Linked DNA regions of Homo sapiens: regions 1, 3, 4 and 5 are each linked to region 2. The links are chromatin loops, found by intact Hi-C in ENCODE. Cell type or tissue: dorsolateral prefrontal cortex. All regions are shown on one strand. Region 1 overlaps SLC37A3 (solute carrier family 37 member 3). Region 2 has its middle 17 kb from the start of KLRG2. Region 3 overlaps HIPK2 (homeodomain interacting protein kinase 2). Region 4 overlaps TBXAS1 (thromboxane A synthase 1). Region 5 overlaps HIPK2 (homeodomain interacting protein kinase 2).

Region 1 (5,000 bases), 830 kb before region 2:
TGTGTGCCCCTTTAAAAAAAAAAAAGTCATTTTTCTGTTAATTAAGTTCAAAGCACTTACTTAAGTCACTTCAGCAAAACTGTTGATTGCTTTTAAAGGCTCCTTTGTGAAAAGTAACATTTTATTAGTCTAAAAGACATCTTCTTCTTCTTCTTCTTCTTTTTTTTTTTTTTTTTTTTTGAGGCAGAGTCTCGCTCTGTTGCCCAGGCTGAAGTGTGGTGGCGTGATCTTGGCTCACTGCAGCCTCTGCCTCCCGGGTTCAAGCGATTCTCCCACCTCAGCCTCCCGAGTAGCTGGGATTACAGGCGCCTGCCACCACACCCGGCTAATTTTTGTATTTTTAGTAGAGATGGGGTTTCACCATATTGGCCAGGCTGGTCTTGAACTTCTGACCTCAGGTGATCCACCCGACTCGGCCTCCCAAAGTGCTGGGATTACAGGCAGGAGCCACTGCGCCTGACTTCACATTCTTCTTTGTGAGGAAGAAAAAGGCTCTCAGTTTGCTCTTGACCTGAGTCTAATGAATATTGCCATTTATGATTTCAGAAAAACAAGAAGAGACTTATTTAAAGTATCACCAGCCCCTAATCAGTATACTCTTCTAGGCTACCCTCTATCTGCTGAATATAATATAGGAATTCTGAAGTAAATTACAATGTATACCAAGCAACACTTGAGTTAAAAGAGAAGCATTGCTGTAATCAACACTGTCATGTTTCCCGGTTCTAAAATGTTGATAGTTTCTTGAGGAAATATTTATGATGCCCTAGACATTCTTGGCTGGGATTCTCTACTTTCTTGGAAATAGCCAATACAGAGTAAGGCCTTGTTTATTTTTATTTATTTATTTTTTTGAGACAGGTCTCATTCTGTCACCCAGGCTGGAGTGCAGTGGCACGATCACAGCTCACTACAGCCTTGACCTCCTGGGCTCAGGTGATCTTGGGCTCAGGGGGTCCTCCCACCTCAGCCTCCTGATTACCTGGGACTATAGGTGTGTGCCACCATGCCTGGTAACTTTTTGAATTTTTCCTAGAGGTGGTTTCACCATGTTGCCCAGGCTGGTCTCAAACTCCTGAGGCTTTGTGCTTTTAAAATATTGCTCTCTGTTATGAGCTGTGACATACTCAGGCACGTTATTGTGGGACAGTGCTCAAGACAGGTCTACCTGAGAGAGTCTGGAAGGCACCAGGGACGCATTCAGTATCCTGTCCCCAAATCCAGGGCACTGTAATTGAAGGCAGCTTCCACCACCCGTACTCCAGGCAGCTGTCCTCTTGCTGTGGTCAAGGAGCCCCAGGATAGTCCAGCTCCAGGAATACCTTGGAGCTTTCATCTAATTCCCATCTAGCTTCTAAAGACTGGGCCCATGTAACTTGTGTTCCATTTCTGACATCCATGCTAAGTAGAGGGAAGTATCTTGTGATGAACTTTCTGATGTGATCATACTAGGAACTGTAGTAGAAAGAAAACTTTTATCTATTATAAGGATCACTGTTGTTCATCTGAGCCTCTGGTCTCAGTTCTCTGCTCCGCCTATGGCAAATTATTTGTATGTATTGTTCTTTTTTTGGGAACTGAAATGTGATGTTGAGTGTTTTGTAATATTAGCCATAATTTTCAAAATCATTTTCTAATTCATTGAAGATTAAACATTATCTTTGTATGAAGTCAAAATGAATGTAATTGTCCAAATCCATTATTATGTTCAAAACATGACACTCTAACAGAAGTAAACTGTTGCTGCATATTTAATACTATTTTCTCTTTACAGACAAGTTGTACAATTGTGTTTATCTCGCCATTAATAGTGAGGGAAATATTCTCTCTCGTGCTAAGGAGACAGGCTCACATATTGAGGGAGTGACCGGTGCCCGCGAGACAGAAAGAACAATGTCAGCCACATCAGGACCGCTGGGGCTTCGAGTCTGCCCTAATTTGGGTTTGTCTAGGAGCTCCAGCCTGATCTTGGATTGTCAGGCGTCTCTCAACACTGCCAGCCACCTGAGATGCTGACCAGCAGTGAAGGCTGCACTAGTTTTCTACACTACAGGAATTACTGTTGATGATTTTTGCTGTTGTTTCATGAATGTGCCGAGTGACTTCTGACTCTGCCAGCATCTTTGACCTCTGACTCTGCCCGCGTCTTTGTTTGGCCTATTGAGGTTTAGCGTTTTAACCTTAACTGTTGTTTTGGACTTGAACTTTCTCTAGCCTTGAAAATGGAGTGAACAGGAGGCAAAGCCACGCGTGGTTTGTGTTGGTGGTATGTTCCACAAATGGAAGAGATCATTGCATTTTGCTTTGGTAATGAGTTTACAGAGAGTGGGTCATCTTTGAAGCATCAAATCCTGATCAAATGCTCAAGCTGGACCGAGCTGCAAGCCTGCCTTGGACAAAGAATCCCTCTGTTCACTGTGGTGGGAAAGATCACACTACATGCCTGTTGATTGGCTCAGTCACTCTGTGTCTGATCTAAACGTCATTCAGCCCTAGAAGCATGAATTGCTTCAAATTATTGTCAACTTGTTCTCTTCCATTTTCATTCAAATTAACTTTGACTCCTGGAAGTATTGAGTCTTCCTTTCAAGGACCATAAGGTACATCAGTTATCTTGAACATTCTGACGTGTAAAGGACCATAAGGTACATCATTTATCTTGAACATTCCGACGTGTAACTCACAGCCGAAGCACTCCATCCCAGATTTGTTGTCTGGGAACTTAGGATCCTCTAGGAAGCTAATCTGCTTAGTCTATTTTTAGAGGATTGATCTCTGGCACAAGCAGCTTCCTGGAGTTACCTCAGCAGAAGACTAGAATTAGAGAAAAGGGAAAGACCTTTTCTTCTAGTAAGTGTCAAGTACAGATGCTCTTTGACTTATGATGGGGTTATGTCCCAGTAAACCCATTGGAAGTCAAATGCATTTAATACCCCTGACTGGACACCACAGCTTAGCCTCGTCCACCCTAAATGTACTCAGAACACTTAGAATTGCCCACAGTTGGGCAGAATCATCTAACACAAACTCTATTTTATAATCGAGTGTTGAATATATCATGTAATTTATTGAATATTGTACATTATGTTGAAATTGCAACCATTTCACACCATTGTAAAGTCCAAAAATCAGAAGCTGAGGACTGTCTGTACATGACATTGAATCACATGAATGGATTACTAGGGCCTGAGGGGTGTCCGTTCTTTAGAAAAATGTAGAGTATATATATCTTCAGGGCTGTGAATTCCATACTAGTTATCAATATTTTAAGATCATTCTGTATATACATATTTTAAATTATGCAAGCAAACTAGGAGGAGAATGTGCAATTTTGAGGGATACCTAATTTGCATTCGGTTAGGGGATATTTTTCAACCTCTTGCTTTATACTCTGATATGGGGTGTGTTTATGAACTTGTTAATGTTATTTAATCATGCAGATTTCCAATCAGTGTATTGCTCATTTACTGACAAAAAGGGAAAATACGAAACACAGAAAGGGAAAATAAACTGACTTTTATAATGAATCTCCATTTCGTTACTTAAATCTATATACCATGAGCACTGAGATTTAGAATGTGATCGGTGCCCTCATGTTTCCTGATACTGAGCGCTCCCGGGTGAGCCCACGCTGACCCACAGCATTGCTGGGTCACGTGCTCCCTCACCTGAGGTGCTGGGGTGGCTTCATTTCCATCTGTTCTGTGAAAACTTGCCCTTTCCCACTGTGGAAGACTGTGCTCGGTTTGGATGAATTGCCCGGTTGTAAGTTAAGGGCCGTCTGTTTTCTCATTGAACCTCTTGGCTGGCGTTTGGCTCAGAGTTTCCTTTCCGGCTGCACTGTGGGTGTGGTCTCATCTTTGTGTCCCCACGCCAGCCAATGTTTTCTTACCCAGTTGAACCTTAGATCGGTGACTGTTCCCCTGACCTTTCTATGGCCCCCGAGCTGTACTGAAATGAAACCATTTAAAAAAATTTTTTTGAGACAAAAGTCTCGCTCTGTCACCCACACTGGAGTACAGTGGCACGATCATGGCTCACTGCACCCTTGACCTCCTGAAGTCAAAAGCGATCCTCCCGCCTCAGCTCCCAAGGAGCTGGGACTAGCCTCCCAAGTAGATGGACCGTGCGCCACCATGCCTGGCTAATTATTTTTAGTCTTTTTATTTTCTGTAGAGACGAAGTCTCACTGTTACCCAGGCTGGTCTCAAACTCCTGGGCTGAAGCGATCCTCCCACCTTGGCCTCCCCAAGTACTGGGATAACAGGCATGAGCCACTGGGCCTGCGTAAAATGAAATTACAAATCAATGCTCAGCACTGGACAACATGAAATAAGGATATATTCCCTTATTCTAGTTCTGCCAGTCTGCACAGGATTTAACTTTTTTTTTTTTTTTTTTTTTGAGATGGAGTCTCACTCTTGCCCAGGCTGGAGTGCACTGGTGCAATCTTGGCTCACTGCAACCTCCACCTCCCGGGTTCAAGCGATTCTCCTGCCTCAGCCTCCCAAGTAGCTGGGACTACTACGGGCACACGCCACCACGCCCAGCTAATTTTTGTATTTTTAGTAGAGATGGGGCTTCGCCATGTTGACCAGTCTGGTCTGTAACTCCTCAAGTGATCCACCTGCCTTGGTCTCCCAAATTGCTGGGATTACAGATGTGAGCCACCGTGCCCAGCCAGGATTTAACTTTGATGAACATCTAAGAGTTCACTTTATTTTCTTCTTAATATCTTCTCCCTTGAGAAGGGAAGAGAAAACCATAGTGAAAGCTAATTTGAAAATGCATCCTTTCCTCACAGCCAGATCGTCGATGCTCGCTAGGTTGAAATAAAATGCTGCGGTCTGCCTTTTCTTTTCAGAAGGTGGTTTTTTTTTTTCTTACAGTTTCAAAGGAGGAAATGTCTCTCCCTACTCCTGCTTATTCTGTCCTTTCCTGGTTCCCGAGGAACCAGAGTGCCACAGTCAGCATTCCTGCAGCAGTATTGGAGGAGCTGC
Region 2 (5,000 bases):
CATCTGGGAACAAGTCAATGGCTGTCTGCAGTTCACCATCATTTAGGGCTTCAATAGCAGCCACTTTCTCATTTGCCTGATCCATCATCTCCTCTGTTATCTCTGCATTCTCATCTCCCATTTCTTGAGGGGCATCAGTGCCTGGTTCAACCACACCTTCATTATCAATTTCTAGATCACTTTCCTCGCTTGATGGTTAGTCTGCCTTTAAGTCTTCCTTCACCTTCTTACTATCAGGTTTTTCTTCCTTGGTATTTTCTTCTGATTTAGCTTTCTGAGTAGCAGGTGGTACTTTACCCGCCATGCTCTCCACCCTCTCCCTTAGGAAATGCATTTTCTCGGCGTGCGGAACGCTCGGATCCTGCTTACACGTTTTCACAAAGGCCCGAAGCTCGTTCACTTTGCGGGGGTCCATGGTCGGGAGGCGGTGGGCAAGGCTGAGGGGCTGCGGCCCGGTTCCAGGCCCAGGCGCTGGCTCGGTGTGACCGTGCAGAAGGCGACTTTTGGTAATTATTATTAGGCGTTTTCCCTCGTCCAGACCTGAGACCTGAATTCAGCCCCCATGGGACAGAGTGAGGCACCATCGACCTCATGGAGATATTTCAGGGCTGACATTATATGATGCACATGAACATGGATTGCGAATGAAGGTAAGGTAAAGACTAGAGAAAGCTATCTCCAGATTGCTTTTCAAATATGCCCAGACCTTGATTCACATTTTAGGGGATAAAAGCAGGGTTCTTTTTTTCTTTTCCTCACATTCTATGATCCAATTAAATAGGTATCCAAAGTTGTATGAATAATCATTGTTTCCTGTAGTTTTAAAACTGTATTTTCATTTTGGTTCTTTTATTTATTTATTTATTTATTTTTTGGAGACAAGGTCTCACTCTGTCGCCCAGGCTGGAGTGCAGCGGTATGATCTCAGCTCACTGCAACCTCTGCCTCCTGGGTTCAAGTGATTCTCCTGCCTCAGCCTCTTGAGTAGCTGGGATTACAAGCGCGGGCCACTAGGTTCAAATAATTTTTGTATTTTTAGTAGAGATGGGATTTCACCATGTTGACCAGGCTGGTTTCGAACTCCTGGCCTCAAGCGATCCACCTGCCTCGGCCTTCCAAAGGCTGGGATTACAGGCATGAGCCACCGCGCCTGGCCCTGTATTTTCATTTTGATTAGGGCAAAAATGCAACCTTTAAATCTTTTTTCCAACTTTTATTTTAGATTCAAGGGGTACAGGTGCAGGTGTGTAAGCTGGACATATCATGTGATGCCGAGCTTTGGAGTACAAATGGTTCCTTCCCCCAAGTGCTGAGCACAGTACCCTATAGTTTTTCAACCCTTGCCCTTCTCCCTCCCCCATCTAGAAGTCCCCAGTGTCTATTGTTCCCATCTTTATGTCCATAATTACCCAATGTCTAGCTCCCACTTATAAGTGAGAAGATGCAACCGGCCAGGTGCGGTGGCTCACGCCTGTAATCCCAGCACTTTGGGAGGCCGAGGCAGGTGGATCACCTGAGGTCGGGAGTTCGAGACCAGCCTGACCAACATGGAGAAACCCCGTCTCTATTAAAAATACAAAATTAGCCGGGCGTGGTGGTGCGTGCCTGTAATCCCAGCTACTTGGGAGGCTGAGGCAGGAGAATCACTTGAACCTGGGAGGCCGAGGTTGCCGTGACCCAAGATGGCGCCATTGCACTCCAGCCTGGGCAACAAGAGCAAAACTCCATCTCAAAAAAAAGTGAAATAATGCATATTTGGTTTGTTTTCGGTTCCTGTATTAATTCACTTAGGATAATGGCCTCCAGCTGCATCCAGGTTGCTGCAAAGGACACGACACCTTTAAATCTTTATTTTCCCTGGTTTGGCTTTGGAAACAACAGGTTACAGCCTTTCTGAAGCCCCATCCCATTCTTCATTCTTTCCCAGTTTATTAACCCACAGGTGACACCAATGGCCTCTGAGAGCCTCGACCCTTGAACCCTGAGCAGACGCCCAGGAACCTGTGCCCGGCACATTCGCAGGGCAGAGCGAATTCACATCAAGCTCCCAAACATACATTGTTGTTGTTGTTGTTGTTGTGTTATGTAATTTCAGTTATTATTTAATTTACAAGCTGTGAGCACACAGAGCCACTCTGGTTCTGCCCTTGGATCGCCGCTCGCGCGCTGCCGAGGCCCACCTGGGCATCCCAAAGTGCTGGGATTACAGGCGTGAGCCAACGCCCCCCGCCGGAATAGCTTTTTTTTTTGAGACGTAGTCTCGCTTTTTCGCCCAGGCTGGAGTGCAGTGGCACGATCTCGGCTCACTGCAAGCTCCGCCTACCAGGTTCATGCCGTTCTCCTGCCTCAGCCTCCCGAGTAGCTGGGACTACAGGCGCCCGCCACCACGCCCGGCTAATTTTTTGTATTTTTAGTAGAGACGGGGTTTCACTATGTTAGCCAGGATGGTCTCGATCTCCTGACCTTGTGATCCGCCCACCTCGGCCTCCCAAAGTGCTGGGATTACAGGCGTGAGCCACTGCGCCCGGCCCGGAATTGCTCTTAGGAGTCACACCTCCTGAGTCTCCTGCTCTCTCCAGCCTTGCGTTGCCTTTCTGGCCTCAAGGCCCCCGCCTTGGAAAAAGTCCGCGTCCCCACGCTGCCTCTGCAAGCCTGGGTGCGAGCGAGGTCCCCCTTCGCTTTGCTTTCCTGTTACGCGCGGTCGCCCTCTAGTGACAACAAGGAAGCACTGCTACGTTCGGACGCGAAGCCTTCCACCGCTGCGGCTCTGGGCTTTTGGTCTGCGCAGGAGAGCTCCGCGGCCCCACAGTGCACCTCATCCGGGCCCTGGTGGGGAGCATCATTGGGTGCCCTTGGCTCTTCCGCAACACGAGTCCTGGGGCCGACTCCCCAGAGGAAGGCTGGTCTGATGCAAACACTGGATCATGTTGACTGAGCCCCCAGCGGCTCCAGAGCAGAAGACTTGTCTGGAAGTCCTGCGGGCTTAGGAAACCCCATCTTTTGTTGGCAGGTGGGAAAAGTGTTCAGAGATGGGGCCGGGTGCGGTGGCTCACGCCTGTAATCCCAGCACTTTGGGAAGCCGAGGCGGGCAGATCACTTAAGGCCAGGAGTTCGAGACCAGCCTGACAAACATGGCAAATCTTCGTCTCTATTAAAAATACAAAAATTAGCCCGGTTTAATGGTGCACGCCTGTAATACCAACTACTTGGGAGGCTGAAGCAGGAGAATCGTTTGAACCCAGAAGGTGGAGGTTGCCGTGAACCGAGATCGCGCCACTGCACTCCAGCCTGGGCAACAGAGCCAGATTCCGTCTCAAAAACAAAAACAAAAGAAAACTGTTCAGGGAGACAAGGATATCAGAGGGGGCTCCACCAGTGACTACGAGGCCTGCCCCCTGCCCTCCCTGAGGGCACCTCCATTATAGACCCTGAAGACAGGGAGAGCAGAACTCCTAGGTCCCAGAACAGTCTCCTCCGAGCTAGTCAGAACTACCTTGCCCCCCACCACCCTTCCCACAGGCACAGCCACAAGAAGCAAGCACCTTCTGCACCCAGCAAACCCGCAAGCATCCAGGCAGGGGAGAGACTTCCAAGGGGAAGGAGGTTTTGGTGGCCAAAACAGACCCTGAGTTAGCTTAGTGGCCAGAGAAACTGAGGGTCTGCAGAAGGCCAGGTGGGCCTGGTCAGCGCACCTGAGTCGTCACAGTCTTTGCCGAGGTCACCCCTTCAACTTTTGAAATACATTTTCTCCATCATCATTGTGAAGATCTCTCAAAACTGACAATAGCTTCAATGCCTGTTTTAGTTGATGTGTTTTGCCTGCAGACATGTGAAAGTTTTCTGCCTGAATATCACAGTGTGCCATTCTCAAGTGCAATGATCAGACTAGCTGTCATGCTGGCTGAGTCAGGGTATTTAACTCTGGTATTAAATCTGGATAAAAGTCACCCATCATCTCAGTTTGGGGCTCTGAAGAATCAGGTGGAAAACAGCCCTCCCATGGCCTGTGAAAGCGTCCTGGGCAAAAATGCAGTGGAATCAATAAGCCAGCTGGTGGAGCTCCCGCCTGGAACCAGGGCTCCTTATGTTGTTGTTCATGAGTGGGCTTCAGGTTGTGACCCCCTGAAACTGAAATGTATAGGTATTTACTAGGGAGAGGGTTCCCAACTTTTACTGGAGTTTCCAAGGAATCTATATACAAACCAATTTGGAACTACTTCCCTAGAAACTCCCATTACCCACAAGTGAAATAATAAACCGATTTTTCCTGAAGTGTAAAAGGTTCATCACGAAACTAGAATTGTTAGCAATGAAAGCAAAGCTTTAAACTTGACAATGGTCGATCTCCCAAGCTGGGCCTTGAAATTCCCATCAGAGTTATATATGTGGATTTATAAAGTGCAGTCTGAGCCCCCGTGATCACAAAATGGCAAATGATTTTGTCCTCGGGGGCCTGGTGTCTCTGATGGGTACTCAGTAGTAGGAGTGTCTATTCCCTTAGGGAGGAGGGTGGACCTCAGTGGATCCATGGACTTGGTCCCAAGATCGTTAGAGATGTTAGATTTGTCCCTTAGAAGATCACTTCTATATATCGGAGGCAGTGACTCATGCCTGTAATCCCAGTACTTTGGGAGGCTGAGGTGGGCGCATCACTTGAGCTCAGGAGCTCGCGACTAGCCTGGGCAACTTCGCAAAACCCGTCTCTAAAAAAAAAAAAAAAAAAAAAAAATTAGCCTGGTGTAGTAGCACACACCTGTAATCGCAGCTGCTCAGGAGGCTGAGGCATGAGAACCATTTGAACCTGGGAGGCGGGGATTGTAGTTAGCAGAGATCGAGCCACTGCACTCCAGCCTGGGCAACAGAGTGAGACTCTGTCTCAAAAAAAAAAAAAAAAAGACGGTCACATCTACGGAAGGGTTTTGTTCACTTCAGCCAGAGCTAAGTGATGGCTGACAATTTCCACTTGTCTGACGCCCTCATGATGTTTTTTTGTTTGTTTG
Region 3 (5,000 bases), 130 kb before region 2:
CTGAGGCAGAAGGATTGTTTGAGTTCAGAAGTTCAAGACTATAGCGAGCTATGATCATGCCTGTGAATAGCCACTGCACTCCAGCCTAGGCAACATAGTGAGTTCCCATCTCTAGATAGACAGAAGAAAATAGAAGACCTGCGTTTCAGAACTCCTTTGTAAAAACCAGGCATTCTCTGAAGATTAGTTTCCCAGACTTTCAGCTACAAAAGATAACTTCAGAATATCTCTAAAATGGTTGTTAGCTCATCTGATTGGCGTGTGAAGGTAATGAAGTCAGTAGACGTGGTTCTCTGTAGGTGTGTTCTAAACACACAGACTTATCCTTCATCTCAGCCAACCTTCCAAGTGGGCCCTCCACTAATGGAGGGGACCAAGCCAAAGAATGGAAGGATTGTTGTAGCACAGCGCCTCTCCTGAGAGCCACAGGCCCTTCAGAGGAGGAGTCAGTAATGGCACCCCAGGTTTGAAAGATAGTATTCATATAGAAACAGCTTCCTGCATTTCCAACTTGCTAATGGTTTCTTCCATTCTTCCTTTTCAGGGCCCCTGAGATCATCCTTGGTTTACCATTTTGTGAGGCAATTGACATGTGGTCCCTGGGCTGTGTTATTGCAGAATTGTTCCTGGGTTGGCCGTTATATCCAGGAGCTTCGGAGTATGATCAGGTGGGTCCAGATGACACAGATATTCACAAGACCTCATTCTTCATCTGGAAAATAGCCTGGATTAGCATTTCATTGATTACATGACAAATGGGCGGGACTGTGGAATGTCACGTTGTCTCCCAAACCTTGCTTCCCTTAACCTTGCTATTTTTTCTTTATTCCTTTCTCTTTTCCCTTTTTCTTTTTTCTCTTTTTTGTTAACTTCTTTCCCTACAAAAATTGTCATTTTCATTTTTCTCAAAGCCAGCAGAGCCATTAGTATACCATATGTATAGTGACAGGAAAAGCCCTGACCTCATTCTTATCTTTTCTTGCAGATTCGGTATATTTCACAAACACAGGGTTTGCCTGCTGAATATTTATTAAGCGCCGGGACAAAGACAACTAGGTTTTTCAACCGTGACACGGACTCACCATATCCTTTGTGGAGACTGAAGGTAGGAAGAGCGTCTCCTCCACTCCTCACAGTGGCCCAGCGCTTAGGGAAGAGGGCCGTAGACCCATTAGTGGGGAGCTTTTGATTCAGTCAGCAAAATGAGGGCACTGGGGGTGCTGTTGTTAATACATGGTATGGCTGAATCTGAATGCTCAGAAGCCCCTCTTTCCCTTGGCCTATCGCCGCCTGTGAGAGTCCAACCTTATGATTGCTGAACTCCCAGGATTTAATCCGATAAGCCTTGATGACTGTCTGATTTGTGCTAGGGAGAGAAACGAACCCCACTCTGCCCTTGAGAGCTGGCAGTCCAGAGGGAGACAGGACCATGTGCCACAAGCTCCCGCCCACTGTAGTAAGGGCCCTGTTCCTGGTCAAGAATGGGTGTGGGTGCCAAGAGGAAGGAGCATTTAATTCTGCCTGCAGCAGAGGGGCAAGGAGGAGCATTTGAACTGGGCCCTAAAGAATGAAGAGGGAGCGTGGTGGCTCACGCCTGTAATCCCAGCACTTCGGGAGGCTGAGGCGGGTGGATCACTTGAGGTCATGAATTCGAGACCAGCCTGGCCAACATGGTGAAACCCCGTCTCTACTAAAAGTATAAAAATTAGCTGGGCGTGGTGGCATGCTCCTGTAATCCCACCTACTCAGGAAGCTGAGGCACGTGAATCACTTGCACCTGGGAGGCGGAGGTTGCAGTGAGCTGAGATTGTGCCACTGCACTCCAGCCTGGGCGACAGAGTGAGACTGTGTCTCAAAAAAAGAAAAGGAAGAATGAAGCGGGTTTGCCCAGTATAGAAGTGTGGGGTGGCGGCTGGGGTGATGGGGGTTAGGGAGAGGGGTTCCAGGCAAAGGAGGCTGCCTGGTGAGCCCATGGGAATATCCTAAGGCCCAGGGAGGTGTCTGGTTCACACAAGTAACCATAAACCTGAAACTCCGGGGGCAGGGGCTTCACTTTAACAGAAACATAGTTTGCTTTCACTTTGATCTGTGCCTAGCAATTAAAATCAAAGTATTTTCCTGGTAAAAAGAAAATAATAAAGTCTTAAATATGTTTCATTTTAGGTATTTCTTTTTTTGCAGCAGGGTGGGTGGGTGTTTGTTTTGTTGTTGTTTTGGATTTGTTTTTTTAATGGAATCTGCAGCCAAATCCTAATATGGTTTAAAGATAATATATATCCAGTAGTCACAAAAGACTGAGAAAAGAGATTTGGGAACTGAGCAAGCACTCAGGCTATTGATGGGAGGCCTGGCATTTGGCAACTGTGAGGGTGAGTGTCAAGGTCAGGTCCAGTAAAAAGAGTCCTCCGGTGGAGGAGGGTGAGGCTGGAGTTTGCTGTTGTGTTTTATTGAAGAGCCTCAGTCCCACATGTCCAGCTGTTCCCAGGACTTAAGCCGCTCCAGGTGTGCTGTCCTTGAGTGAGATTTTGAAGACGAATTACCTCTGGATTACCTCATGGATGAGTACAGAAATCCATAGTAATTGGAAACAGCAGTATCTCCAGCCATTTGGGGAATGTAGGTCTGTGTCTCAGCCACCAATAGAGGGGCAGCCCAGCCACAAACTCTGGGGCCAGCTGCCACCTATTGGCCATGTGACCATGGCAAGTGCCTGGAGCTTTCTCTTCCTGTTTCCCCATCTGGAAAATGGGGATAGTAACTGTGCTACCTAATGTGGTTGTCAAAACTATTAAATGAATAAATGTGCTTTAGAACAATGTCTGGCACGTAGCAAGAGCTATGTGCATAAGGGTTTATTAAATAAAATTGGAAAATGCATGGGAAAGCCCTTTGCTTTTCCACAATGGAATCTTGCCTTATTCCTTAGACTCAGAGAAGGCTGTAAGCTGATCGAGGATGTGGCATACCTTGATCAGCCTGTGGTATGGAGCAAGACTGCTCCATACCTGACCCGGAGCCAGCCCCTGACACGTGTGCATAGGAAGGAGGAGGGATGGGTTGGTGTGGATGAAGAGAGAAGGGAATTGCAGGTGTGCAGGTCATTGAAGAATCAAAATCTCTTCCGAAATGTGGGAAAGAGACCCTCTGTGAGACACAGGAGTTCCAAGGCTTGAGTCCCAGTGATGAGGAGCTAAGTCACGCTACCAATTGGCTTTTGCCTCTCTTGACAGACACCAGATGACCATGAAGCAGAGACAGGGATTAAGTCAAAAGAAGCAAGAAAGTACATTTTCAACTGTTTAGATGATATGGCCCAGGTAAGCTTCATGGGTGAGTATGCAACGTAAGCCCTTTAAAACCAAGGGCAGCAAGACTTCTGCAATAGTAATAGAAGATAATGGGTTGAAATCCACATTATTCAACTGCAGTGGTTGACCTTGACCTTAAATAGTTACAGCCAGTCTTAGTAAGAATACCATTTGGTGTGTGAAACATTTTTAAAACTTCATACCAGCTCCTTTAAAATCGTTCCAGTTGGCCAGGCATGGTGGCTCATGCCTGTAATCCTAGCACTTTGGGAGGCCAAGGCGAGTGGATGACCTTAGGTCAGGAGTTCAAGACCAGCCTGGCCAACATGGCGAAACCCCGTCTCTACTAAAAATACAAAAATTAGCTGGGCATGATGGTGAGCACCTGTAATCTCAGCTACTCGGGAGGCTGAGGCAGGAGAATCACTTGAACCCAGGAGGCAGTGAGCCGAGATCACACCACTGCACTCCAGCCTGGACAACAAGATCAAAACTCCATCTCAAAAAAAACAAAAAAACAATCATTCCAGTGTATTGGTTCCCAGTTGTAATATAGTACTGGCCTATCTGCCTGATGTTATCATGAGAAGAATTCCAGCCCATTAGTACCCATGGGTTTAATGCCCATAATTTAGTGTGTATGTTTCCTGGGGCAGCCGTTAGAAGGTGCCATGAACTGGATGGCTTAGGACAACAGACTTTCATTCCCCCACAGTTCTGGAGGCCAGAAATTGGAAGTTGGGCTTCAGCAGGCCCATGTTCACTGTAAAGGCCATAGGGGAAGAGCATCCGTGTCTGTCTCCCAGCTTCTGGCAGCTCTGGCAATCCTCAGCGTTCTTTGACTTGTAGCTGCATCCCTCTAATCTCTGCTTCCTTCTTCACATGGCTTTTGTCCTGTGTCTCCTCTGTGCCTCTGTGTCCACATCTCCCTTGCCTTGTCACTGGGCCCACCCTAATCGAGTATGACCTCATCTTAACTCAATTTGATTACATCTGCAAAGACCCTATTTCCAAATAAGGTCACATTCACACCAACTGGGGACTGGGACTTTAATATATCTTTTAGAGGGATACAATTCAATCTGCTACACAGTCTCAGCTCACTGGCAGGGACCGCAGGCTCTCACCTTTGTGCCCCAGAGAAAATTCTAGAACTTCAGCTATTTTTAGTGTGAAAATTAGTCTGAAACCAGGGCAACCCAAAGTGAGTTTTCTCTTTAAAGCAATGAGAAACAAAGCTATACACCAGTAAACACTTAGCACCCCTCTTACTGTAGATGACTATAACCAAAAATCATGATTCTGAGTAAAGTGTGCTTGTCAGTTGATTAGCAGCTTAGATTGTCTGAGAAAACTGAAATTGGTTTCCAGACCATGTCCTGGAAAATACAGAAATCACCACAAAACAAGCCTTTTAAAGTCGATCCTAGTATAGACTCACCCTTGGAAGAAAAATCCTGTGTTCAGATATCCTGCCTGTCTTGGCCAGAGGTGACTCCATTGAACACAGGGACTAAAATAATTCTGGCCCTAACTGGGGAACCCATGAGAAGGATGATATGCTGTAGGTGGAGGACGGGCACACTCAGGCCCTTCCACTTCCCTCTAAAGGTTAAATACATGCATACATACATACATACATACATACATACATACATACATAGACTTTTTTGTATCTTATTTGTACTGCTT
Region 4 (5,000 bases), 500 kb before region 2:
TACAGGCGTGAGCCACTGCACCCGGACGTAACTTTATCTTTGAATCTGTGCTTTGGAAGCCTGGCTTATGCATGGCTCCACCTGTGGCTGCCTCCCACGACCAGCTCTCAGCTGCCTGTGCTCTCCACCTGGCTTCCCCCTTTCTGCCCTGACCTATGGCCACTGTTGCTGTCCACACTTCACAGGGTCCTGGGTACAGGCACAGAGAGGGCCAGGATAGGGTGCATGCACCCTGCAGCATCTCGGGTTGGCATGGTGGTGGCCGTCCCTGCCCTAGGCTGGCAGCACACAGTGTATGTGGCGGGGCCGGCCGGAGGCTGTTTCTCGATGGGGGCAAACCTCTGCCCACCCCTAGCCCAGGTACTGAGGGTGTCATAGCACAGAGGTTTAGAGATCCTTGGAGGTTAGTCTGCTGTGGCTGGCTGGGGAAGGCTGTGGAAAGGGGAGACAGCTGGACCAATTTCCCTAGATCCTGCCTCCCTGGCTGGGTCTCAGTGCATGTGTCTGGTGGCTGACAGGGCCCTTGGATGCCTGGAAGGGTCTGGACTCCCCCCGCTCATCCAGTATGTCCAGGCCTGAAAGAACATCCCCGTTGGGCAAACCTGGAGGCAACTTGTCTTCCTGCTTCCAATCTTTATGAGTTTGGTTTGTGTTTGTCTCTTCTGGCCAACAAGTCACAAACACCAATTGTGTAATTTCAGTGGTTCTGCATATAAGTTAAACGCTCTGAAATTTACATTTAAAACTGGCATTGTTTGATATAAAGATGAATGGTAAAATGCTTGCTAATAATTTAACATTGAGTTTTCTTTACTTAGAACAACAGTAAATGGAAAATAAAAAGCACCATGACAAGTCGAAAAAGAGACTGCAGAAGAAACAAAGAAGCTCGCTGAGTACCACGATGGACACGTCCCCCTGCTTTGGGAATAAAGGCTACCACGCTTTTATTTCTCACTGGGCCTCACAGATCCTGTAGCCAGCCCTGCAGGCCAAGATTGACTGGCCCAAAGGGGCCAGTCTGGAAATTTCGATCTGGGACAAAGAAAAAAGTTTTTCTCCAGCAGGTGGCGATTGAACACAGGGAAGTGGAGACCCATTGTTGGCCACATTCGGCCTTGTGGATTAATGAGCAGAAAACAGCAGTTGGCCTCAAGAAAGAAGAAATGAATCAGATGTATACAACAAAGCAGAAGCAAAGGACAGAGAGACCATTTCTCGGTGCCCCATGGAGTTCCAGTTCCTGTTGCCATCTGCTCCTGGCAGGTAACCCTGTGGGTGGCATCTTGGTCCCTTCCAACAAGTTCTCACTTGCAGCTGAAGTTAGCAACATTCTGAATTCCATTGTCTGCAACCAAACGAATCTTAACAAATGCAGGAATATGCATGTATCAAACAAGAAACAGAGGTGCGGTACACAAAAATAGGGAACTATATCTCAAAAAGAAAAACTGGATCTGGAAGCAGCATCCCTAATGGGTAAATGGTGTTGGTTCCCCGAAGAAAACTGTATGGCTTGTAAGTTGTCACGGTTTGTCAAAGAAAGAAAATTTTTAAAGATAGGCTAAGCGAATTTTGTATTAGAAAATCAAAGTCTTTACTCTTTCCCTAGATAGGCTTTTCTCTTTTTAACTGTGCTTCTAGGCTTTTAGATCAAGATGCACATGTAGGCCAGGTGCGGTGGCTCACGCCTGTAATCCCAGCACTTTGGGAGGCCGAGGTGGGTGGATCACCTGAGGTGAGGAGTTCAAGACCAGCCTGGCCAACATGATGAAACCCTGTCTCTACTAAAAGTACAAAAAATTAGCTGGGCATGGTGGTGGGTGCCTGTAACCCCAGCCACCCTGGAGGCTGAGGCAGGAGAATCGCTTGAACCGGGAGGTGGAGGTTGCAGTGAGCTGAGATCACAGCCTAGGCATCAAGAGCAAAACTCCATCTCAAACAAACAGACAAACAAACAAAAAGATACGTATGTAAAGACCATCTTGGTTCAGCAGTTCTCCATGTGGCTGCATGTTAGAAACAGCCAGCTTTTTTTTTTTTTTTTTTGAGACGGAGTTTCGCTCTTGTTGCCCAGGCTGGAGTACAATGGCCCGGTCTCGGCTCACTGCAACCTCTGCCTCCTGGGTTCAAGCAATTCTTCTGCCTCAGCCTCCCGAGTAGCTGGGATTACAGGCACCCACCACCACGCCCGGCTAATTTTTGTATTTTCAGTAGAGATGAGGTTTCACCGTGTTGGTCAGGCTGGTCTCGAACTCCTGACCTCAGGCAATCCGCCTGCCTCGGCCTCCCAAAGTGCTGGGATTACAGGTGTGAGCCACCGCGCCCAGCCAGAAACAGCCAGATTTTTATATGTTTTAGTATAGATGGATGCTTGGGCCCTACTCCCCAGTGTTGGTCTGAGGTGGGGCCTGGGCACCAGCTCTCCCTTTTTAGCCCCCTGGCTGTCCTAATGTGCACTCAGGGGCATAGGTCTTTCCGACTGTCTGTCTGAGACCTACCCTAGCGCTTCTCCACACCTGAGGAATGAACGGATGAGGCAGAAGGACGCACACACCTCCATGTCTTAGTCGAACCAGCGAGACAACAAAACTCAAGTCCCTATCCCACTCACTGGCTGGTCCACCCAGCAGTTGCTGGCTTTGTCTGCAGCTTTCAGGAATAGCAGGGACAGAACGGTCCTGAGCAAATTCTGCCAGCAGAGGGCAACAAGCGCATGCTAAATGAGGACTCCCCGTCCCGGGAAAGGACCTTGGAAATCCTCCCAGCCATCCTTCCTTGACAGAGAGGAGAAAAATGAGGCCCAGAGAGGAAGGCCTGTGAACCCAAAGTCTCAACATAGAATTTATTATAAGTCCTCTTTCATTCAGCAGTTCCTCAGCGGGCACCTTGGATGGGTCAGGTGCGGGACCAGGTGCTGGGGGTCCAAGGAGGCTCTGTCCATTGAGGAAACCGATTCCTAAACAAATCATGACATGGATGTGTAAAGTGTTATCGAATGTGCTTACGAGGAATGCAAAACCAGTTCTGTTTAGGAGATCCTTCATTTACATATTCAAGGAATACATATGGAATTGGCGAGCATGATTCACCAGGCACTGTGCTAGGCCCGGGAGACGTAACTTTAAAATGCACGGACATGTCCTAGCCTCTCGGAGCTTCCAGTCTATCAGGATGCAAACAAGTGGATAAGGGTGAGATGGGAGAACAGATGAGAGACACACATCTCCCACATTTGGGATCAGGGACTCTGTGAGGAGGAAGCGACAATGTCCAGGCTGAGATTTTTAGGATGAGTGAGAATAAGCCAGTGAAAAGTGGATGGCCTTGTTCAGAGGCTGCTGCAACCAACCTAAAACAAATATGAATCAATCAGGGAACTGTGAATCCAACAGGATATTTGATGCTCTCAAGGAATGAACATTCATTTTGGTTTTAGTTGATAATGGTATTGTGGTCATGTTTAGAAAAGAATTCTTATCGGCCAGTCACGGTGGCTCACGCCCATAATCTCAGCACTTTGGGAGGCCAAGGCAGGGGGTGTCACTTGAGGCCAGGAGTTCGAGACCAACCTGGGCAACATGGTGAAATCCCATCTCTACTCAAAATAGAAAAATAGCCAGGTATGGTGGTGGGCGCCTGTAATCCCAGCTACTTGGGAGGCTGAGGCAGGAAAATTGCTCGAGCCTGGGAGGTAGAGGTTGCGGTGAGCCGAGATAGTGCCACTGCACTACAGCCTGGGTGACAGGCCCTTGGCACACCTGGTCCTCTGTCAGTACATCCAGGCACCAACGTTACCAACAGCTAGTGAGGGTGCTGTGGGTCTGCTGGGCCTGGAGTGTCTCAAAAATGTGGGGGACTGAGCAGAATATTCTCTTATTTCAAGCCAGGAAGCACCTGAAGCTTCTATGTTTCCAAAAGATAACATGAAAAGCCATCCCCCAGGGTTCTCTCTGCCTCCTGTTTCAAAGGCCAAATTACTGAGAATTAGAGCTGGGGGGAAATCTCAAAATCAACCTTTGCTGTCCACACCCAATGAGGAAGCCCCCCCTGCAGCGCCTCCCCTTGACCTTGGCCTGGCTTTGGGTCCCACAAGGGAGGCAAAGGGCAGGGTTCTGTTCCGGGTCTGTAACCCTTAGCCATGGCCTTGGGCCAGTCGTCAGGACAGTATCTACAGGACCCCTCGTCTGTAATGCTGTCCCACCCATCTTGCAGAGTAGAGTGAACAAGAAGATGAAGGTGGAAGTCTTTGGCAACTGGAAAGTACCTCCTAAGCAGGTGATATTTCTGTTTGAACACATTCAGTGGCGGGAAAGCTTATTTCAACATGAGGCGCTCTGCTCTCTCTATTGAACTAGGCTAATAGGATGTGTTAAGGGAGAAAGAAATTCTAAAATCCTATCAAATTCATTTCAGCTGGGACTTATTTTATAAAATAACTGCTCTTAGAGGGTTGAAAATTAAATATTGGGAAACATGGAAATAAAATAAACAGAATCTTTACCTAGTGATTTACATTCTCAAACCAGAGTTTCTTCATTTTGGGGGAGACTTTTTCATATGTAGTTGATTTTCAATGGGCAGTAACTTCTAATTTTATTCCTAAGATTCTTGGTCTCTTAGTCTTTCCATCATATAGTTTAGGATCTAGAAACCAATATGTGTTTGTTTATTTTCTTGCTCTGTGGCCCAGGCTACAGTGCAGTGGTGCTGTCATAGCTCACTGCAGCCTTGAACTCCTGGGCTCAAGCGATCCTCCTGCCTCAGCCGCCAGAGTAACTGGGACTACAGGTGCAAGCCACCATGCCTGTCTAATTGTTTTTTGTTTGTTTGTAGAGATGCGGGGACATCTCACTATGTTGCCCAGGCTTGTGTTGAACTCCTGGACTCCAGTGATCCTCCAGTCTCAGCCTCCTAAAGTACTGGGATCACAGGCATGAGCCACTCTGCCTGGCCCAATATTTAAATACATTTAAATACAATAGATTAACCTGATGGTT
Region 5 (5,000 bases), 70 kb before region 2:
AAGGAAGGGATTAAAGAGGGTGGGAAATCTATGGTTTTTATTTTAAAAAAGAAAAAGGAAAAAAAAAAAGTCAATAACAAAAAACCCAGCTCAAGAACCCATTCTACGCCAAACTGGAAAGGAGAAGAGAGCAACAGGAAGATTCCAGAAACGGGGGGCCCCAGTTTTTGAAGAACTTTATGAACTTTTCAAAGATTATTTTCATATGGCAGCAAGTGATACGGAAGACTGCTGTCAGGGACACCTGATATGGAAATCAAATAGATTTTTAATTAATTGAACATAAGATTTAGGGATTTTTCCAGAACTCGAAAGGGTCAACAGCCCTCCAGAATGTCGGGCTGCAGCCTGAGGAGGCTGATGTTTGGAGCTGGTGTGGGATTGGCGAAGCCCAGTCCGGGCTCCCTAGTCAGGAAAGACGGGGGACGGCCAGGCTGCTGGAAGGCCCCCGGGGGCGCGGGGCGAGTTTTCTTTTTCTGAGCACTCTGGATAAATCCCTAAGCAACGTTGTTTCTCAAATGTCATTAATAATGTGTGTTGCAAACTTTAGGTTTTTTTCTTTTCTGAAAATGTATTTTCTCTTTGAATCCACCCCTAGTCGCGTAGCGTAGGGCTAGCGGTCGTCACAGACACCCTAGTAGAATGTAGCACTCAGCACCCTTGTCTCCTACCTTGTGTTCAACTCCAATGATACCAATAGAATATTCCTCAATGTAATTGCACAAAAAAAAGCGATATAACATAGGCATGTAACCAATGTGGCGGTGCAGGTGTGCGGGTGAGCGAGCACGTGTGGGTGTGCACGCGCCGCCCTCCCCGCGTGGCCCTCGGCGCCGCCACCCTAGCTGGCGCAGTCTTGACACTGCATCCTTCCCTCCTAGTGCCTTACCGAGCGACAGACGCGGCGTGAGGGTTTACTTCCACTGGTACTCCAAGAAACTGAGGCTAGTCAGACACAATCTCAGCTCTTCTGTTGTGCTGTTGTAACAGTTTACGCTGGCCTTTTTTTTTTCTTTTTCTTTTTCTTTTTAAAATGTTAATGCCCGTTGTCTTTCCTGGGCTGTTTGCTAGCGGAAGGATGCCAGGGAAGCCAGCAGGAGCTAGGAGAGAGTCCGTGGATCTCGAAAGAAATATGGGAGACAGATGCCCGGCGGGTGCGTCTGGAGATGGGGACGGCGGGAGTTGAGTTGTGGCAGTAGTTGAGTTGTAATTTGTGGGCGGAGGCCCAGAGAGACTCCCCACCCTTCACCCCTGCCCCACTCTGTCCCCAGTTCCGCCATTTGTGAGGCCAGAGGTTTCCGGACTGTTGGCCTCGCCAGGCAGCCGTCTCCCGCCCCAGGCGGCATCCCCCAGTCCCTCCCGCCTCCACGAGAGCCTGGAGCTCTCAGCCTCGCCCGGGGCTCCACTCTCTCCTCCGGCTCCCTGGGCTGTTTTGCTCTAACGATCTTGCCAGATCCCTCCCTCTGTAGACAACCACCAACCTCTGTTTGCTGTTGAATTCTCTCCTCACATTACCCAGGTCTGCTCAAGACATGATTTTGGTTTTGGTTTCTGAGGGTTCTAGTGGGCAGAAGGTTGGAGGGACACTTATGAGGGTGGCCGGGGGTCTGACGCTGCACTTTGGAAAAACTCACACAGTTGAATTTCCAAAGAAATCTGCCCTTTGCCCTCTTTGCACCTTTGATACATTCTGGAAGTTTTCTCAGGCTTTGGACACTTCTGGGGATGGAGGTGTGGAGAAGTGGGGAGTTCCCTCTCTTCATAGTAAATAACTCTGAAATATGTGAATGTGAATGGCAGGAGAATCTGGCCAAGGATGGGGCCGAAAAGGGTGGTTCTAATTGTTTGCTTCTGATGTTGAGTCTTTAGCTGACCCCACAGGCAGGTTTCCAAGGTGCAAAGAGATCTTTCCCGAGTCAGCGGCCCCATCCTCATCCTCCCTCCCTTTACTTCCTCACTGTGCAGTCTCCCTCAAGGATCTACTGTGAAAGGTGTGTTTGTAGTGATATCCAACCTAACTCAGTAACGAAGTCGTTACTTAGCTCTTAGCTGTGAAATAACTCTGGAAACTTCCCCACCCCAACCATAAATTCTTACTTATAAAGAAACAGGTCCCCAAACTGGAAACAGCTTAGTCCAGGCCTCAGCGAGAAGGAAGGACACCATGACTGCTCCATGCTGGGCACAGCCGGGCAGTCTTGCCAAGTGCCTGCTGGAGGCTGTGCCGGCAAGAGGCCTGCAGCAAGGAGATTCCCTTCCCTCGGGCCATTATCAATACTGTCTTTATCTGGAGGTGGGGAAGCGCAGCCCTCTGAGACAGCAGGACAATGGTCAGTTCAGAGAGGGTGAGGGCAGCAAACGCTTCAGAGGACACAGAAGCCAGAGGACCCCCCCCCGCCCCACAGCTGGGTCAGCCTGGAAAATCCATCTATTAGGGACTTTTTGGCAGCCAGATGGCAGCAATAGCCCATTAGGTCTCATCCCGAGTTCCAAGTCTTGGCTGCAAATGAGCCTCAGTTCGCCTTACTGGAGAGCACCCCCAGATTCCTGGGCACAGTTCATTTCCAGCCCTTTCTAGATCTGATCTTTTAGGGGGAAAGACAGCTTAAAATGTTCTTTTCATTTTAAAGAAAATTATTCTGTCTGCTTAAGTTGGAGGCTACTTACTCTTTCACCTGACATTTTCTTTCCTTTTATTCTTCCAGATCAGGAATGAAATTTCCATGCTGCTCATAAAGATAATATTATTGTACTAATTATTTTTATTACCATTGTAATTATGATCATTATGTTGATATTTTAGTCAGGGTTTTAAATGCACATTTATTCCAAGTATCTTTGTGTTTTCTCTTTAATATTTAAACTTATTCTCTCTGTGAGTATATAAGTAGACTGGAGGGACATCCAGATGTCCAGTTTTGTCAGGCAAAAAAAAAAAGGAAAGACTTAGGAAGTAGGAAAATTGTTTCTGTCATCTCTATCCCAACAAGAGACGTCAAGAAAGATCCACCACAGAACAAAAGTTTAAAGAAGAATCAAAGCCTTGATTGGGCTTCTGACAACATGGTCACCATCAAGGTTGTCATTTTCTAGATCCCAGAGGCCTGGGATGCGACGTCAGGTGGCATCTCATGGGCTCGGGGAATGTCGAGTCACTGACTGTCCAGCCCTTAGCCAGCTTCTCTCCCACATCCTCAGAGCTCTCCTGTGCTTCTGAAATCTGTTAACTAAATCTTTGGCTTGCCTCTGGTATTTAAGCAAGAAAATTCCCTCCCAGAGGTGACCCCATCCGCTTCCCCACAATCCATCCTTTTGCCATCGGCGCACCTGGGGCGTGGCTTAGGTTCTTCAATGCAGGGACATTTGCCCCCTCCCAGAAGCTGCTGGGCACAGTGAGGTGGCGTAAGAGTGACTGGCAGGTGGTACCTTCCCCAGGAAATTTCACCACACCACCCAGTTCCTCAGCCTGCCCCCTCCCCCTGTGATGCATGCCCCCAGCACCCAATTCTAGCCAGCTGGAAGTGGGTGGAGGGACAGCAGGAGGCCAGAGAAACCCTGAACAAAGCTGGGCGGCTGCTCAGGCATCACAGGCTGCACCCCCTCTGAAAGCATCCCCACTGGGCTCCGGCCACATCTTCAGTGCACTGTGCTGTGTGCGCTGGGTGCTCACACGCTGTCCCCAGACCCACAAAGTGCTAGGCCCCAGTTGAAGAAAGGGGTGAAATAGCCAGCTTCACCGAAGGGAAGGGAAGGGAAGTATTGGGCGATGCCAGCCCCACAGACGCTCAGCAAACATTAGTGCACATTCTCCTAGTCCTCACCCAATGGCCTCCTCTACCCCCATGCATGGAGCTGCCACATCAGAAGCCCCAAGAGAAGCTCCCTGCAGGAGAGGCCAGCTCCCTGGATGCCCAATTGCATACCTGGCCGAATCTGCCATTGAGTCACCTTAGCAAATAGGCTGCTGTCACTAGGACCAAGCTCTCAAGCAGAGGGATGCCAACCTAGTCCTTACTTAGCCCACGAATCATCTAGAGCATCCTCTAGTCTTTTGTGGGCTCCCTCCTTCCCATTTGAAGAGACATTGTTCAGAGGAAGAGGGGAAGATTTGAAATGTCAGGTCACGGAGGAGTGTTTAACTGGAGCCTGGTGAACCGCAGGGCAATTTGCTTCTGCTCACTGGGTTCTGACTGGCCCGTCTGGACGTGGGCCCCCATGTCTCTGTGCTTAGGGCCTCTTCATGATGTTTTGGATGTTTCCAAGGGAAGTGGGTGAGCAGATCAAGGGGTGGGAGAGTCGAGGCTTGATGCCAGTTAATACTGTGAAGTGGAGCGTGCGGTCAGTGGAATTCAGAGGAAAAAGAAGGGTTGGAGCAAAGCGGCATTCATCTCCTGGACTGTTAGCCTTTCTAGTCTTCCTGGTGGCTGAGGTGTTCACGGGCTGGGGGAGCCAGCTGACCTTTGTCCTCTTCAACCTAGAAGACTCAGCCCGCCCAGACACCAACGTGTGAGACGGATGGACATCAGGAAGGGAAGGGGAGATTAGCCCAACTGCTGACAGAACGATTTCCCTTGGTTGGACCTTGGGAATGGCAAACACTCATATTGGAACAAGCTTGGGGTGGAAGATTTAGGCCGTGTGAGCATGTGTGAGTGAGTGGAACAAACTTTCTTGGAAACTGGAGGGAGGAGATGAGGAGGCTTCGGGAAGTATTACTGATGGCTCATGGTTGAGAGAGCGACGTGGGGACCCAGCTCGCCCCAGCTTTTGTCCCAGGTTCTCTTTGTCTGATGCTGAGGGCAGGGTGGGGTGTGGGACCACCACTCTTGTTGGCCTGTCAAGTAGACCCTAGGACAGAAAATGGAAAGAAGGAAATGGCTCGGTGCTCTCAACTAGCAGAGAGAATTGAGGAGAGGTAAGGGTTCCTTCTGCAGGCCAGCCTGGGACTCCACAGCGCCAGCAGGAGTGACTTGGCCACAAGACATTCCAGCCCCAGGGAC

What was found. Hi-C counts contacts between places; a loop is a spot of excess contacts. Peaks named below come from ENCODE experiments on the same cell type or tissue, not always from the same donor. Only the 100,000 strongest peaks of a DNase experiment are listed, where the experiment ranks them.
Region 1: it touches region 2 in a loop (2.6-fold over the local background); 2 of 110 quality-filtered maps call a loop at or near these places.
Region 3: it touches region 2 in a loop (2.8-fold over the local background); 25 of 110 quality-filtered maps call a loop at or near these places.
Region 4: it touches region 2 in a loop (4-fold over the local background); 89 of 110 quality-filtered maps call a loop at or near these places.
Region 5: it touches region 2 in a loop (6-fold over the local background); 17 of 110 quality-filtered maps call a loop at or near these places.

The regions. Positions count from the first base shown.
Region 1 is chr7:140,332,279-140,337,278 of GRCh38, reverse strand. It overlaps SLC37A3 (solute carrier family 37 member 3), which reads left to right. Exons shown (of 15, transcript NM_207113.3): 15 at 1,775-3,527. The coding sequence ends at 1,867. Among named protein-coding and RNA genes, the nearest start is that of SLC37A3, 64 kb to the left of the region's middle. In dorsolateral prefrontal cortex, CTCF peaks have their summits at 2,177 and 2,376; a DNase peak (open chromatin) is centred at 2,388; H3K4me3 peaks cover 577 bases; H3K27ac peaks cover 2,157 bases.
Region 2 is chr7:139,497,869-139,502,868 of GRCh38, reverse strand. It overlaps the pseudogene ST13P17. Among named protein-coding and RNA genes, the nearest start is that of KLRG2, 17 kb to the right of the region's middle. In dorsolateral prefrontal cortex, a CTCF peak has its summit at 2,701 (motif pointing left); a DNase peak (open chromatin) is centred at 2,708; H3K4me3 peaks cover 939 bases.
Region 3 is chr7:139,627,270-139,632,269 of GRCh38, reverse strand. HIPK2 (homeodomain interacting protein kinase 2) reads left to right here. Exons shown (of 15, transcript NM_022740.5): 3 at 545-668; 4 at 986-1,105; 5 at 3,231-3,317. Among named protein-coding and RNA genes, the nearest start is that of CLEC2L, 110 kb to the right of the region's middle. In dorsolateral prefrontal cortex, a CTCF peak has its summit at 2,697 (motif pointing left); no DNase peak of the experiment used is centred here; H3K27ac peaks cover 1,783 bases.
Region 4 is chr7:140,000,174-140,005,173 of GRCh38, reverse strand. The region is part of intron 9 of TBXAS1 (thromboxane A synthase 1); the gene reads right to left. Among named protein-coding and RNA genes, the nearest start is that of PARP12, 60 kb to the left of the region's middle. RefSeq lists an enhancer at 2,492-2,551. In dorsolateral prefrontal cortex, CTCF peaks have their summits at 1,096 (motif pointing right), 2,504 and 2,704 (motif pointing right); a DNase peak (open chromatin) is centred at 2,703; H3K27ac peaks cover 645 bases.
Region 5 is chr7:139,567,679-139,572,678 of GRCh38, reverse strand. HIPK2 (homeodomain interacting protein kinase 2) reads left to right here. Exons shown (of 15, transcript NM_022740.5): 15 at 1-5,000. Among named protein-coding and RNA genes, the nearest start is that of CLEC2L, 46 kb to the right of the region's middle. RefSeq lists enhancers at 3,088-3,588, 3,589-4,089. In dorsolateral prefrontal cortex, CTCF peaks have their summits at 2,245 and 2,444; a DNase peak (open chromatin) is centred at 2,398; H3K27ac peaks cover 1,597 bases.